Linked DNA regions of Mus musculus: region 1 is linked to region 2. Evidence: chromatin loops called from intact Hi-C (ENCODE). Cell type or tissue: heart. All regions are shown on one strand. Links, peaks and the distances in the headings refer to the core of each region. The heading gives the core; the rest is flanking DNA.

Region 1 (5,378 bases), core at 64-5,063, 160 kb before region 2:
ACAGAAAACAGAAATTTTCTAATCACATAAATCATATGTTGTAATCACGTGGAAATAAAAACTCCATCCTTCCAGTTTCTCTTTGTGAGAAATGTGTTGTTTCAAAGGGCAAGAAAAATCAAACACGGTCAAGGTCAATACAACCTAAATAACCTCTTGTATGGTAAGGATTTTCCACCAAGTGGTATGGGAAACACAAAAATGTGTGTTTATTTCCCCAGAAGGAAACAGTTGCTGGAGACCACACAGGTAGATTTTGTTTTGTTTGGTTTGTTTGAAAAGCTGGGGCTAGAACCCAGGCCCTGGCCCAGGCAAGGCGAGCATGGACCATGGAGCTACATCCCCAGCCCTCTTTTAACTTTATATTTGAGACAGGGTTTTGCTAAGTTACCCGGGCTGGTGTTGAACTAATTCACTCTAACGCCTGCTTAGACCTTGAACTTGAGACCCTCCTGTCTCAACCTACTGAGCAGCTGAGGTGAGGGCCTGTCTCACCAGGCAGACTCCAGTCAGGCTTCAGGCCTCTGCTATCAGTTACAAATCATTTCCTGAACCAACGGTTAAACTTCCTCATCTTGGGAGGTGAAACTGAGACTTTATTTCTACCCCAAATGCAAGCAGCAGGGAGATGAAAAGAACATGACTTAAACCAAGCAGTGATGTCAAAGAAAAGAAAAAAACCTTCCCTCCGACCCATTTCTTTTTAAACTGGAAAAATAAAATGTGTTTTCCACAAAGTCAGGTTTTTTTTTTTTCCTTTTTTAATCTGTTTCTACTCAAAGCTAGAGGTCTATTTATTTTTAAATGACACACAGGAAACCTCCCAACTGCAACTCAGATTTACATCTGGCTAATCCTGCAAATGTGACTGACCAAATTCATGCTGTTGATTTCTAATGAGTTCTGTGATTTGGGGATAACACGTGTGAGAGATGGCGAATTAACTACGGAGAGGCAGCGTGCAGCAAGCAAGCTAGCAATCTTGGAGGAGAGGAGTCAATTTCTAATCGTGCTTGCCAGAAGCTGGGGCTGGGAGAGGCAGGTGATAAACCCTGCCAAGAACTTGTCTCCGTTCCCTTTTCCCGTAGACCATTTCAACGCCCCATCAGCAAACAGAGCTCAACTTTTCCTCTCCACAATTTCGGAGATCGCAAGGAAAGCTCTGGCCCCCTTGATAGTCTCAGAAAAATGAAAACACTTCGCGCTGCAAAACGCAGTGTCAGTCTCTGAGAGGCCCTTTCCTGGAGCTGAGTCCACTTATAATCAGAAAAGGACAGAGGTGACATTAAAGGACAGAGGCGAAAGGGATTGTCACGAGCATGCTACAGAAATGCACAGCCTAGCGATGTCACCTACAGACAACCAGGAAACCGTAATCAAAATTTCACATACCTAGACACCCCATACCTAGAGATCCCAGAACAGTGGACACCAGCTAGATCACAACAACCACACACAGAGATAGCACGAGAATGGACCTTAGATCAGGCCTCTCGGGGCTGAAGAACTGAAATTCTCAGCGCATTTGCTCATATGACAGGTAAGGGCCTGCAACCATGACTGCACTCGGAGGGCCGTTAAACCCTGCCCCACCACCCCAATAAAATCACAAATCTCCTCTAGTCAAACAAGTGATTCAGATGTCAGTCAGCAGCTGAGAAACCCGGTTCTGAAAATACACCCTCAAAGAAGCATGTCTCTTTATTGAATCCTCACAGATATTTAACTTCATTGTCTTGGGCTGGAGAGAAATCTCAGCCATTAAGAGCACTAGCACTTCCAGAGGACCTGAGGTTCAAGTCCAAACACCACATGACGCTCACAACTGTCTCTAAAGCCTGTTCCAGGAGATCTGGCACCCTCACACAAATATGCATGCAGGCAAATCATCAAGTACATAAAAATAAATACATCTTCTTTAAAAAAATCCATTGTCTTTTCTGTCCCAGAATAATATGGTCACCAGTTCTGTCCCCAGTTCCTAGATACACTTCATAACACAGAAGCAGGCTAAGTTTACACTTCTGCACCAGGAGACTGAAGCTGGCTTAGTATGGATGAAAGACGCCAATGGAAGACTGGAGCAATCCAGGTGATACACAACACACTCTCTTACCAATGTGAAGTGCTTCACAATGTGTTGTCATGTTAAAGACAATGACAAAAGCAAAACAGGGTGAGCAGAGACTCAATAGTTAGCATCTGTACGCCAGTGGTTTGCTTGATTCCACTAGCTTGGAAATCATCTGGAAGGCATGAATCCCTGAGAGCCTAGGCAGGGGATGGGTCTATTTATCTTCATTTTTTTCATTACCATTTGCATCTCTAGCTGCTCACCTGTGCTGTGCCTGCTGCTGACCTTCTGTGCTTTGGATTTAACTCCCTGGCTGCGTTTGGACAACTGAACATTGGCTGCTTCCTACATACGAAGGGCTTAACTATGACTGCGGGCTACTACACTGGGCAGAAGAAATGGTACTTACATTTACAAAAAAAAAAAAAAAAAAAGTTCTCTTCTTTAAGGGACTCATATGGGGAAAAAAACCTCAAAGCACTGTGGTTAGGATTAGCAATGGAAAAGCAGAGTGACCTGCCTCCTCAGAGTAACCTTTAGCTTAAAATTAGGGTTTAATGAATGCTAATTTAAATGATGCATGTTTTAAATTACCAAAAGGTACATACACGACGAATACATAAAAGTAAAGTATTATGACAGAAAAAAATACACATATAAATACATAAAAGTAAGCTACTTTGAGAGAAAAATAATTTTTAAAGACACCCAAAATAAATAGCAGTGAAAAGAAGAGGAAGATATAGAAGACTGGGACTTTAGGATGGACTAAGCAAGGCACAACCTGGAGTAACACACACAATCATGAAGATCTGTCATCTAGAAACCCTCCCATCCAGGAAAAATCTCTTACCTGAGCGTGCTGGGTGGGTGTGAAGGCTTCTGCAGTCCCGTGGGCGTGCTATGAGAGAAAGGGAAACTGAGTTACACAGTGTAAGAGGAACCACGGTCCTTACAGGGCCTAACACTTCCTGGCACTTGACTGTTGTAGGGCCACATCAGAGACTCGCTGCAGAGTACTAACTCTCCAGACCCTTCAGCAAAGCTAGGAACCTTCAGCAAGGATGGGCACAGCTCCCGTCTGGCTGCTCTGCGCTAAGGCATGGCTTGTAGGCTATGTAGCCACTCCAAGCCTAGACTTTCATGATCTGGTGATAAATTCCTCCAGAGTGACTCTCAAAGCTAAGAGGACTCCACTTTACCCCTGAGATGCCATGGGTATGTGTTTCGGGGGATTGGGGGGGGTGGGTGGTGTGACACAGCAGTGGTGTGATGTGTCCTAGTGCATTTTTTAATGTGTGTGAGTGTTTTGCCTACATTATGTATGTGTACCATTTACATCCCTGATAGCCATGGAGACCAGAATAGAAGGAGGAGTTGGAATTGACGTTACAGATAAGTTATGAGCTGCCACACAAGATGCTGAAAATTTACCCAGGATCCTCTGAAAGAGCAGCCAGTGTTCTTTGTCATCCAGTTGACATCTGTCCAACCCTTACCTTAGCGATTTATGTAGCTGACTTCATTTAGCCTTTAAAACAATTATGTAAACCTAATGTCAGTAGGGCTGGGGAGATGGGTCAGCTGGTGGTACTTGCCATCCAAGCATAAGAACCTGCACTCTACTCCTAACACCTAGTTGGAAGGTGGGCACAGTAGCATGCTCTTGTAAAAGGTGCTGGGGAGAGGACATAGGCAGACCCCTAGACTTACTGGCCTGCTAGCTTAGACTACTTGGTGGAGTTCCAGGAGAATCAGAGACCTTGCCTGCAAATCCAAGGTAGAGAGTGCTGAAGAAAGACATCCGATGTTAACCTCTGGCCTACCCAACTTAGCACTGCCAGCAACAGAGGGCTCCAGAGCTACATCGGAGGATGTACAAGAAACTGTTCCTGTCACAGAAGTAGCAATGGCAGTCACAGCTGGTGACCTCAGAGAAGAACTTCCTAACAGCACTTTGGGTACCAGGCCACCACTGTTATCACATCAAAACCTTAGTGAACATTGACTCTAGGACTTAAAGAGAAATGCAAGATTCTATCAAAGGTCAACTTTGTTTTCTGTGCCCAGGCTTATCTTTCTAAAACTCTGGTATTTTATGAGCACATGTTTGATTACAAAATAATTACTCAATAGAGTAGAGAACAAAATTAGCTAATGACACTTTTACCCAGGCTTGCATATACACACTTAGAATCCCAGCGTGGAGAGGAATTAGCAGGGGGATCTAGAGTTGCAAGGTCATCCTTGGGTACTTGAAGAGTTTGAGGATAGCCTGGGCTACATGGGACCCTGTCTCCAAAAAGCAAACAAAAAATTTACATTTTACTTAAAATCTGTATTTGTCTTTCCCTGATATCCCCCCTTTAAACACATGTGGAGTTCATAACAGCAAGTTGTTCTTGACATAGAAGGAAACTTAGAAGTTCTGTTACCCTTCACATTTTTTGGTAGCTATACCACAAAGTCTTTATTTTCTGAAAATCTAATTCCAAGAAAAAAAAGTTCTTGGCAAGTCAGGGCAGATTCAGTTATTTCAGGGTGACTTCTTTTTTGTTTTTCAGGGGAAATAATTGTCTAGGGATTAAAAATGGACAGTATTCCTCCTGGGCCTGGGCGGTGGTGCATCTTCAATAGGTGAATACACTTCAGAAAGCAACCATCAAGATCTTGGGGGCTCAAGGTCATTTTTCTCCCCTTACTGGGCTATATATACGTAATTGGCAAAGCACATTTGTCCTGTGACTCGGGTAGCAAGAAAACTACTTGGTAGATCAGCAGTCATAACCAGGACACACCTGCTCTGGCTCCCTGCAGAGTTAAAATAATTCAGCATTAGCAGCCTCCCCGATTAAGTACAATTAATATCCTGAGATGCAAAAAAAAAAAAAAAAAAAAAAAGCTTGGGTAAATAAAATGGTTGCTACCGCTACACACAGCAGAAAATACCAACTGTGCACATGGTAGCAGCTTTCCAACTTCCCATTGCCCTTAGGGTGCTAATGAGACAGATCTGCAGAGACCGCATGAAAAAGCAGCCTGCACTTAGCTAGCCCTAACTCAAATCCAGACTCTTCTCCCTGACCACAGCAGGAGGGCTTCGCTAATTGGGATGTGCAGGAGCCTTGGCCTCACGTGTGCTGCCTTGAGCACACCTCAGGAGAGTGCTGGGCTCTACACATATACATGCACTTAACTGAAGGGTCACACATGTACGCATGCACACACGCAGCCACACACGCAAACATCTAAACATATATGCAAATACACATGCACACAAACACAAGTGCGCACTCAGACACAT
Region 2 (5,378 bases), core at 61-5,060:
CTAGTGAGCAGACAGACTGACTCAGACAGAAGGACAGATTACAGGGCTCCTCAGTAAATTCCATAAATATTCGAGATTTTCATCCTACGCTGTGGTCACTGAAAATGTAAGTCTGAAATAGCATGGAGAACGACCATGCTCAGTGAAACTGTGTCTTGTTTTCAAATGGGCCTTCTCAAGCCGAGGCAAATGTCAAGTTTAATAAACCAACGCATAGATTCTCATGGCAGTCTCTATTCCAACGCATAGATTCTCATGGCAGTCTCTATTCCAACGCATAGATTCTCATGGCAGTCTCTATTTCTACTTTGAAACTCAAGATCTGCAGATTCTTCAGACATGCTATGTGTGTGTGTGTGTGTGTGTGTGTATCTGTGTGTATGCATGGTGTGTGTGTGTGTGTATGTGTGTGTGTGTGTGTGTGTGTGAGTGTCTGTGCATCTGTGTTTGTGTGTACATGGTGTAAGTGTATCCATGTGTGTAAATATTTGTATGTGTAAGTGTGTGTGTTCTAGGAGTGGCGCTGGGGATCGAACTCCGGACCTCATGCTTGCTGACAAGCACGTGTGAGACAAGAGTTGGACCAGTCCGTGGATATTGTTCCTCTCAACCTGTCTCCTTGCTTAGGATGTCAGGCTATGGTCAGCCTCTTGGTGGCCTTTCCCTCTTGACCCCAGCTGCTCCTGATCCCATACCCTCCGCCCACAAAACAGGAAGGAAACAGGAATTGGCTGCTCATCAATGGCCTCTCCCCCATTGTCCAGCAGGAAAATTGCCCAGTCACACACACCCTGCCTCCCTCCCTGCTTACACACCCCAGACTTGCCCTAGGTCATCTCTTGGCTACTCAGACACTCCTGGAAGGCCAGAGTCTGAGAAAAAGAACTTGCCCCTTTCTGTCACAGGGGTGAGAAGGACACAGACTAGCCTCTGTCACAGGATTTTACCTTTGTAGTTCCTCCAGTACCAACCACCTATATTTCCAAAGGTGCATTTCAGAACTTATCCCTGAATATCATTCCCACCCCCAGGTGCATTCTCAGGAGGAAAGACTGGCCAGAGGTTCCCCATTGACCCCACCCCCAAATGCTCCAGAACAGGACACTGTCAATCTCTCCTAACAAACAAGAACAACAACAACAAAACCAAAACAACAACAACAACAAGCTGTTTGAGGCCTGAGCAGGCCGGTTCTCATGACTGCCTTGGTGACTCATTCTTTTGTCCCTTGTGTTTCAGAATTTCTTTCTCAGAAATCCCCTTGATGTCATCCCTGTTTTCTTCCGCTTCCATTAGGCAGATCAAATGTCTTTTAAATATCAGCTTCCAACTGGGCCAAAACACCCGAAGGAACAGGAACAGTAGGAGGGGGAGGGACTGAGGTGTGTGTGTGTGTGTGTGTGTGTGTGTGTGTCTGTGTGTCTGTGTGTGTGTGTGTGTGTGATGTGTATGAGGAAAATCACAATTTGCATCTTAACTTTACTCAACTTACAAACATAAAGTAAAAACTGCACCATCACCTTCCTGCTAATTGCAGGACTCTCTTTTTGAGCCCTCAACTCCTCCTCCACCTCCCTCCTCTCTACAAGCCAATTAAAAAAAAAAAAGGAGGGGGGGGTGTGGTGGGGGGGTGTGGTGGTGGTGGGGGTGGTGGTAGGGGTGGTGGTGGTGGTGGTGGAGGTGGTGGGTGGGATAAAGACATCCAACTACTGAGAAACAAAGCTGATAGAGAGGGGTCAAAGATGAAGACCTCTCTCTACATCAGGGGACAAGAAAGCAAGGACAACATTCTTTTCTGTTCCCTAACTTTAAAGGATCCGCACGGTTCTTTCCCCTTCTCTCCTTGTGCACAGGACTGGCCTAACCAGCTGCCCAACCAGCTGTCATCTTTTACATAGATAAGAGGACCCCAAACACAAGGTGAACCTTTCTCCCTGCTAGTGTGTCAATGAAATGGAGCTGAGCTGGACCAATGATTGTGCACTGCTGAAGCAAGAGGATCAGAGTCATCCTGTGCCAGCCAAAACCACTTTCGAAAGTTGAGTTCCACAAACATTAGGTAGGGATGCTGGGGCCTTTATACCCACAAAAGTGATCCACAGAATAGAGGACGAATAGATCTAAGCATGACCAACTTCCAAGAAGATTTTGCGACTTTAGAAAGACGTGGGGGTTGTGAGACACATATGGATTGTGTAGTTGTTTTTTGGGGTTTTTTTTTTGGTGTTTTTTTTTTAAGTTATCATATCTTATTTATTTATTTGTGTGAGTATGCTTGTGCCTGGGGTTGAGGGGGGGGGGGAGGTTCTACACACATGCCACAGTCCACATGTAGAAATCAGAAGACAACTTTGGAGTGTCACGTCTCTTCCTCTGCCACGTGGTTCCAAGGATCCAACACAAGTCATTTGGCTTGGGAGCAAGTCCCTTTATATGCATGGAGCCACCTCATCTATTCTGATTAGTAATTTGCTAGTTTATTTATTTTGAGACATTATTTCCTATATCCAAGTTGGCCTTGAACTCACTGAGTATCCAAGGGTGATCTTGAACTTGGTACTCTTGATTCTACCACTGGAATGCTGAGACGACAGCTGTGCACAGCCCTGCATAGACTTTACATGGCACTGGGATTGAACCTAAGGCTTTGTGCGTGGTAGACAAGTACTTTGCCAGCTGAGCCTTAATGTCAGCAAGAGGCTCATTGCTGAATGATGAAGCTTGTGGTCTTCAACATCCCTTCTCAAGAACTTAGAGGACTCAGCTGGAAGGTTGCCTGACCCTCTGTCCCCAGGGAAAGCACTGGCAAACCTGGCTGGGAAGTTATCTGAAGAGACGCTTTAAGCTCTCAGTAGTTCACTGAGTGCCAGTTACCACCGGGCACAACGCCATGTTTCCATGCTGCCCCTGGTTTGTATTCATGAAGGAGGTCACATTCTCCTGTTGCTCACTGGCTTCCGTGACCTTGGATACATTTGCACATGATCTGGCTAGAGTCAAGTAAAGTAGTGAATCCATATAATGCCCAGAACCCGCCGACGTGAACTCTGAAAGCGAGCTTCTGCTATTGAGTCGCTCCCATCTTGGTGAAGATAATCCTGCAACTGTGCACACGAGCCTGAAGCTCTACATGAACATCCTGGACAGCTTCAGATAACATTTTCACGAAAGGTCGGCATATGGTTTGTGGATTGCATAATAAATAGATGGTTCTCAGACCTTAACTTGAGAAATATTGTTAAAGCATTCCATTAGGGGATAATCCTATTAAATTAGAGAATTTGACAGAAGGGGGATTTGTAAAGGAATGTAATGTTCCAAGGGACATTAAATGTCTGTAAAAACACTGAATATATCTGTAATAATAACTCCTTGAATTTGTGAGCCGTCTGTAAAAACATCGAGTGTTCAAATGTGCTGCTTTAAACACTGCACAATTATAAGTAAATTCTGCGGCCGACTGGAAATGAAGCACCTCTCTCTCTCTCTCTCTCTCTCTCTCTCTCTCTCTCTCCCTCCCTCCCTCCCACTCCCGCTTTCCCCATACCCCTCTCCTTCTCTCTGGACTAGCACAGAGAGTAATTGCATTAATTCTGTCTTTTGGTGGCTAAACCTAGGCATCTGCCATTTCCCCAGAATCTCCTCCGCCCCTAATGGGAGTGGGTATCACCCACAACACAAGCCTCCTCTGAAGCAAGGGCTTGCAAACACATTGATAATGAATTTCTGACATGTTTTTGCCTGCATTAGAAACATGTGTGCTTAACTAAGGCCATGCAGGGGTCTGAATTTCACCTCAGCGTGGTAAATCTGAATTTCCAGGTGTGGAGACAGAGCATGTCCATGCTCTACTGGAAGCCCAGATAAACCTTGTATACACTAACAACAAAAAAACAATTGTTCTGCCTGGCAGGCTACTTAGGTGCATGTGCGTCTGTGTATGCCTGTGTTTGTTTGACTTTTTGAGGGAGGATCTTGATAGGTACCCTTGGCTGGCCCAGAACTCCTATGCAGCCCTCAAACTTAGGGCAAACTTCCTGCTTTAGGCTCCTGAGTGCTGGGTGTACTGGTAGGCAAATCGGCCTGTCCAGCTCTGTGGAGAATTAAACTCATGAGTCTAAAGACAGGCTAAGCTGTCACTGAGCTATAACCACATCCCCATGGAATTTGGGGGGTGGGGGTGGTGGCAGCTTCCTTATGTAGCTCTAGCTTGGCTTCTAGCTTGCAATACTTCTGCCTCAGCCTCCCACGTACTGGAATTGTAGGCACATACCACTAACCTCTTGCAATTTTATTTTGTCTTGAGACAGGACCTCACACATCCCAGCCTGCCTTCATACGTAGCTCAGGATGATCATGATTTCCTAGTCCTCCTGCCTTCCCCTCCTGAGTGCTATGGATTACAGACACGCCTTACCATATGCAGTAGCGTGGATCTATAACCCAGGGCTCTGTGTAAGCGCTCTCCAACTGAGCTACATCTTTAGCTCCCATGTAGTAATTTTTTTTAACTCTCAAGATTATTATATTAAAAAAAATGATGAGCAAAACCTTTAAATAAAGGCAGATATATATACAAATTGAGCTTTCTTTTGCCATCACAGCTAGGAGGCACTTGCAGGGAGACTGGTTTCTCCAGGGCCAGATTGGCATGCTAACTGGGTGCTCCTTGTCCTTCATTCCGTTGGGAGGCAGAGACTTAAGGTAGCAGAATACCTCCCCACTTATCTGGTGCTGAGCAGTGAAGAGGGTGTAAACTCAGAAGACCTATTTCATTGAATTGGGCCCATTATTCTTCCCTTTGAAAAGTTAAATTGAGTTCTGTGGTTGGTAACCAAACAGATTTTTACCCCAGTGACAGGATTAGCTTGCCTGAGACATACAGGCTAACAAGAAGCCTCACTCGCAGGGCTAACTCTCAATTTAGGGACTCTCTGAAGCAATTGTGACGGTCAAATAGGCCCCTCTGTGGGGTGTATTCTGCCTTGGATGCAGCATTCTGACAGGCTCTTCTGGGTGTGTAAAAATTTAAATCCTTTATAAACATCAATGATTGGCATAATTGGTGTAATTATAGGTATCTAAAAAGGAGAAAATGTCTGTGTAACAGCTGCCAATGGTTGGTTTCAGGAAACATGCAGTCACTTGTGGAGAGCTCGGCTCAGGGTATAAACACTTGGGTAATATTACTCCCAGAAGGACTAGCTTGAATCAGAGATGGCACAGAGATAGGAGGAAATTTGCCCTCTTCCAAAAACACAGAGCCACGTGTGAACCACAGGGAAGGAAGCACTTGGGGGTTTCTGCACGCATGCAGAGGTGGACACTTCCACAGGCTGCTATGCCCAGGAGACACAAGAGTGGGGATCTTCGGGGTC

Evidence for each region. Peaks named below come from ENCODE experiments on the same cell type or tissue, not always from the same donor. Only the 100,000 strongest peaks of a DNase experiment are listed, where the experiment ranks them.
Region 1: a loop joins it to region 2, with 2.6 times the contacts of the local background. A loop is called at or near these places in 1 of 42 quality-filtered maps.

What each region holds. Positions count from the first base shown.
Region 1 is chr13:28,769,692-28,775,069 of GRCm38, forward strand. It overlaps 2610307P16Rik (RIKEN cDNA 2610307P16 gene), which reads right to left. Exons shown (of 8, transcript NR_045054.1): 3 at 2,928-2,975. Among named protein-coding and RNA genes, the nearest start is that of Mir6368, 62 kb to the left of the region's middle. In heart, for the core only: no CTCF peak of the experiment used is centred there; no DNase peak of the experiment used is centred there; H3K4me3 peaks cover 469 bases; H3K27ac peaks cover 905 bases.
Region 2 is chr13:28,930,716-28,936,093 of GRCm38, forward strand. No RefSeq gene overlaps it. Among named protein-coding and RNA genes, the nearest start is that of Gm46406, 12 kb to the right of the region's middle. In heart, for the core only: no CTCF peak of the experiment used is centred there; DNase peaks (open chromatin) are centred at 746 and 2,876.